Regions from separate parts of the Homo sapiens genome. Here region 2 is linked to region 1. A link is a loop called in an ENCODE intact Hi-C map of the cell type or tissue named here. Cell type or tissue: heart left ventricle. All regions are shown on one strand. Links, peaks and the distances in the headings refer to the core of each region. The heading gives the core; the rest is flanking DNA.

Evidence for each region. Hi-C counts contacts between places; a loop is a spot of excess contacts. Peaks named below come from ENCODE experiments on the same cell type or tissue, not always from the same donor. Only the 100,000 strongest peaks of a DNase experiment are listed, where the experiment ranks them.
Region 2: a loop joins it to region 1, with 4 times the contacts of the local background. A loop is called at or near these places in 2 of 110 quality-filtered maps.

What each region holds. Positions count from the first base shown.
Region 1 is chr18:36,500,054-36,502,968 of GRCh38, reverse strand. It overlaps FHOD3 (formin homology 2 domain containing 3), which reads right to left. Exons shown (of 29, transcript NM_001281740.3): 4 at 970-1,037. Among named protein-coding and RNA genes, the nearest start is that of FHOD3, 200 kb to the right of the region's middle. RefSeq lists an enhancer at 2,719-2,768. In heart left ventricle, for the core only: no CTCF peak of the experiment used is centred there; a DNase peak (open chromatin) is centred at 1,648.
Region 2 is chr18:36,443,669-36,446,583 of GRCh38, reverse strand. The region is part of intron 3 of FHOD3 (formin homology 2 domain containing 3); the gene reads right to left. Among named protein-coding and RNA genes, the nearest start is that of FHOD3, 150 kb to the right of the region's middle. In heart left ventricle, for the core only: no CTCF peak of the experiment used is centred there; no DNase peak of the experiment used is centred there; H3K27ac peaks cover 522 bases.

The DNA.
Region 1 (2,915 bases), core at 227-2,726:
TGTGTTTTATTCATCCAATGCAATCTTCAATCAGAGCTACACCAGCTATGCCTACACCTATCCCATTCTCAGTAAGCAGAAGTAGGATATATATGCAACATGATCACATATGTATACAGTTCATACAAAAGAATATCACATATTGTTGGTGAATATTTACCATTAGGAAACATGCATGTGGGGGTAGGGTGGAAAGAGGTTGTTTGGGATGGGGGAGCATAACACAGGTCTTCAGTTATACCTCTAATAGGCTTTGCACATGTATGTTTATTGCAGCACTATTCACAATAGCAAAGACTTGGAACCAACCCAAATGCCCATCAATGGTAGACTGGATGAAGAAAATGTGGCACATATACCCCCATGGAACACTATGCAGCCATAAAAAAGAATGAGTTCATGTCCTTTGCAGGGACATGGATGAAGCTGGAAACCATCATTCTCAGAAAACACAGCAACAGAAAACCAAACACCACATGTTCTCACTCATAAGTGAGAGTTGAACAATGAGAACACATGGACAGAGGGAGGGGAACATCACACACCAGGGCCTGTCAGTGGGTAGGGGGCTAGGGAAGGGATAGCATTAGGAGAAATACCTAATGTAGATGATGGGTTGATGGGTGCAGCAAACCACCATGGCACATGTATGCCTGTGTAACAAACCTGCACATTTTGCACATGTGTCCCAGAACTTAAAGTATAATAATAGTTAAAAAAAAAAAAAACTAGAAGTAAATATGGAAAAATATGTGATAAAGTTACCTTTACTTTTTATTATGTTTGAAATATTTGACATGATAAAAATTCTCAACTGATATTATGACCTAATGTATATTGTAATCTAAATATAAATATTGTAATCTAAATTTGTCCTTCCTTTTCATAACAAGTACAGGTAGAAGCTTGCCTGTATCTAATTTCACAGCAATGTAAAAACAGGTAAGTACTTATTTTTTTCCTATTTACCTGAAATATCTGCTTCAGGGAGAAGAGGGCCCTTCTCAAATCTCGTCCGCTGGAGTTGTATAGTTTTTCTGAAATAAAGAATAAAACATATAAATTAATTAAACTGACTCTATTGACAGTGAAAACACAGACAGGATATGAATGATAACAAAACTATCCCTGGAAAGGTAATGAAAGCCTATTCATTTCATTCAGGATACAGACCTTACCCCCAACCATAAGAAGAATGTTGCATATACATATCTGGTGTGTGACAGGTGGCATGGAATAATGTGTAGATGGGACAGATTTGGGGCCTGCCCTTTTGCCTATTCCCTCTCAAACAGGTAGAAATCCACTCTGGCTATCACTGACAACTATCACCTAGATTTTTCACCCTCATCTCCCACCCTTCCTCTCTCCAGATCTCTATTTCCAGCTGTTTGCAGACCCTATTTTCCAGTTTATAAACTATTTCCACTTGATGGCCAACTATACCCAGAAAAACCCACGCAGCCAGAACAGAATCCATCCTTCTACCTCATGCCTCCCTTGCCTTACAGGCCCTGCACCCCCATGCTTTCTGCATCTCCTGTTCCTGGGGTGTGCTGGCTGCCTTGAGCGCTCCTCAGGCCCTAGGGTTCCCTAGGCAGCATGGGAGACCCAAGGGCAGCATGGCAGCTCTACGGACTAGCTGGCTCCTTCTAGTCACATGAGGGCCTCTGGGCAGGAAGCCAGCCTTAGCTCTGCCTGGGCCTGTTTTCTCACTCATGTTCAAGGATGGTTCTGGCCATGGGCAAGGCAGATGAAAGATCCCACTCTTGGAATTCTCTGGCTGAAGACTTGGGCTGACTTCCATAAGCCCACTGTTGAGCAGTCACATTTCAAATATATGAGTTAGACCAGGCCTCAGGAAGAAGGAGGTGAGCTTAATACAGGGCCCATCCTCCAGAGATCACCATGCAGCTAGAGAGACAGATGAGTATGCCACAATTACTAGCTGGCCAGAGTGATGGTGCTGCGAGGTGCTGAAGACACACCGGAGGGAGTCCTGTTCTGGTTATGCAGGACACCAAGGAGCACACATCCCGCTTAGCCTCCCAGCACCCACACTTGGTCCTGATCCAGGTGGCTCAGGTGTGCATAGGGTTGCATTCCTAGCACCCGATGCCAGACTTTTCCAATAGAATCACCCAACGCATGTTTACTGAGAACCTGCTGGGTACAGTTCGAGGCACTAGGATACCACAGTGAAGAATGGAATTATCAGGAGCAAAGGCTAAGTAATCAGACTGCCTGCATTCCAAACCTGGTATCACCATTTACTAGCTATGTGACCTTGAACAAAACACTTTACATCTCTAAGCCTTGGATTCTCCATCTGTAAAATGGGAACAGACAGTATTACAGGAAAATGGGTTCTGTGTTAAATTAAGCATGTGTACTATGGAGTGGAATGCAAAATATCATTTAAAGTGTTTAGATATAATAAAGGCATTCAAAACAATGTCACGTCATTGGCCAACCACCTCGGGCTTCAATTCTAGCCTAAAGGGATACAGGGCAGAGCCACATTCCCCCCTTGTGCAAGTGGCATGGAACAAATGGCCCCAGAAGAGTTTGCAGAAGTCTAGTGACAGAAAGGATATGCTGGTTTTTCACAGTGGCCCAGGAAATGGATAGGCCCCCACTGAGAGAGATTTAACAGGACACAGATAGGTAAAGCTCAGTATTTGCTTGGCAGTCATTTCTTCAAAGGTCTCCCTACCAGACATATTGCCTTCCGGCAAAGAACAGAGGGCTCCTGTGGAAACTCCCACTAGATGACATCACTTCCCCATTTAAACCCTTCAGTGGCTGCCCACCGCAGCCAGAATGAAATCCAAAATCCTTTGCACGGTCTGCCAAGCCCTTGGTCACACAGCCCCCTCCCTTGCTGTATTACAGACACTGTGGTTTTCTCTCAC
Region 2 (2,915 bases), core at 99-2,598, 56 kb after region 1:
ACTTGCAGACCCTTACTGACTTGCAAAGCCTTTCCATTCAAAAAGGGTTCAATCTGGGACATGTGGATTAAAGTGTGGCAAAACTTGCCAATGAGGAATTAGGCCTGACCTCTCTGGGAGCAGTCTCCAATGCTGACGAGACAGCGCACTGGAAAAGCAAAAAAAAAAAAAAAGTCCGCAGAGGCTTGGGCTGCTGAGTAGGAGAAATTAATACATAGATCTAAAGCAGTTAAAAGCCAGCCTGACTCCGTGGCTGGCTCCTCACGTTGCTGGTGATTTCACCGCGACTAATGATGACCTGTCATTCTGAGAGCCCCCAGGGCCCTTATGCACTGAGGAAGGCCAGATTGCCAGTGCTCAGCATCCCTGAGCGCCAGCCGTGGAGGACCACAGCCTACCACGAGGTCTGGTTTTCAAACACTTGCTCGCTCCTTGGGGAAGAGCCCTGTATTCACAGCACAATTAATTGTGGACTATTTCTCAGGTGACCTTAAATCCTTTTCTATCTGCTGTCCTGGCAACAAGTTCCTGTCTCCAAAGCCTAACCCAGGACAGGGGCCAGGGAATCCATTCATCAACGGAGACCTGGAGGGAAGCCCTACTGATTTGGATGCAACAAAAAACCCTGGAGAATCCTGGAGTAGGATCAAGGTTTCTCAATGAATTTATTTAGAAGAAAATGGCAACTTCCGCTTCAACCTTACTTATGGTAAAGATCCAGGAAACTATAACCCTGATGGCTGTGGCTGACCGCAGCGAGGGAGCCTCGCTGCAACTACCTGGACATGCCCATGATTTCTGGAACCCACCAATGGGGCAACCTCGAATGGAAAGAAAAACCCAAGATGAGACAGAGGCCCAAACCTTCATAATCCTACCCTTAGCCAGTCCATCAAATATTGAGGTAAAGCAAAGCTCATTTTTATAGGAATTTTAAACACTGCCTCATGGTCAATGGAATGATTTAGAATATCTCTTCCTACTTCAAATAAATTGAACAGAATTAGGGAGTAGAGAAGGGAAATAACTTTCACAGGGTACCACTCCATTTACAATTTGTTTACTCCTCAGTCCAACCACATCGACCCCGCCAAACACCATGAAAAGTACTTTCCATACATTAGAATTTATTATTCTTATTTTTCAGGGAGGTTAAATAAAATGCCTGCTTAAGAATCATACTGCCAAAACTCAAAGGCAGGCCTAAAACCCAGAAGTTTTTAGCCCACACCTCATCACCAGCTCATGTTCTTTTCCTAACAGAAGAGATCACTGAATTTACCACCACAAGCAGCAGCTCATATGTCCCCTAGAGAGCCTGGAAAGGTATGGATTAACTATCTAAGTCCTGAACTGGCCTCAAAGCCTATTCTCTTTCTGCTCTACTGTGCTGATGCCTTTAGAAGACAGCAGGAGGAAAAAGCAGTAAGTGAAGTCCCCCACCTTCCAACAGAGCCACCCATGCCCATCTCTACAACCACTAACTGTTGTCATGCCCTCTACCTGGACATACATAGATCACAGCCTGTCTTCTTCAGATTACCTTACTACAATCTTTTGGAAGGAAATTTGGAAACATCTAAACTACATGGGTACTTTATCTTTTGACTTATCTTTTAGTTATAGAAATTTACCCTGACAATATACCTCCAACAACGTGAAAATACACATGCATGAGGCTATTCATTTTGCAGCATTGTTTGTAATTGCAAAATATTAAAAGCCTACATGTCATTACATAGGAGAGTTGTTGAATAAACTATAATACATCTGCATGATGGAATATGATGCAGATGTCATAAATAGAATAAAAAATATCTCTCTGAACTTATATGAAGTGATTTCCGGGATGTTAAAGTTTAAAAAAGGAAAATGAAAAAAAAATCTATAGCATGCTACCCTTTGTGTTAAAAAAGGCAATGAGAAAATATCCACATATCTGCTCATTTGTGCAATAAGAAATAACAGAATGATAAACCAGAAAGGAGACTAGTTATCTATAGAGGATGAGTGGAAACAAGAAAGGAAAGAAGAGGGGGAGAAAGAAAGAAGCGGGGAATGAGAACAGGATAGTGGGGTGAGGAGTAATTCACACTTCTCTGGTCTGCCTCTTTGTGTAATTCTGATTTCTAAAACCATGCTTATGCTTCTCACATATTCAAAAAATAAACAATTAAAATCAACCAGGATATGAGGAGAACCCAAAATGGAGTATGAGAAGTAACATACTCCATTTTGTGAATCTAACTGTATTACAAATAAATAATATAACCACACTGAAGGGGGCAGGAAAGAAAGAGAACTTAAGTAACTCTGAAAAACATCTTGGCTAGATACTGGAAGGCTCAGATTTGAAAAAAATTTACAATTCTTTTTTTTTTTTTTTTTTTTGAGACGGAGTCTCACTCTGTCGCCCATGCTGGAGGGCAGGGGCATGATCTCGGCTCACTGCAAGCTCCACCTCCCGGGTTCACGCCATTCTCCTGCCTCAGCCTCCTGAACAGCTGGGACTACAGGCGCCCGCCACTGCCCCCGGCTAATTTTTTGTATTTTTAGTAGAGACGGGGTTTCACCATGGTCTCAATCTCCTGACCTCGTGATCTGCCTGCCTTGGGAGTTTTTTCTACAGACACATAGGTTAACAATTCTGAAAATATATGTATTTGAAGACTGAATAAACAAACATTGTGGCTAATGGAAGCTGAGTTTCTTATTGATGAAGAGAGGAGCTACAAATAAAAGGGAAAGACTAGACTAAGGTCTGTGGGGTCAGATTAAAATAGGTCACATCAGTACAAACTCAGTGTTGTTAATAGAGACAGGAAAGTAAATATGCATATATTTGTATATAGCTGTATTTCCTAGCTCCGTGATCTCAGGAGGTATAAAACCAGCAACACCCCAGTATCAATGAG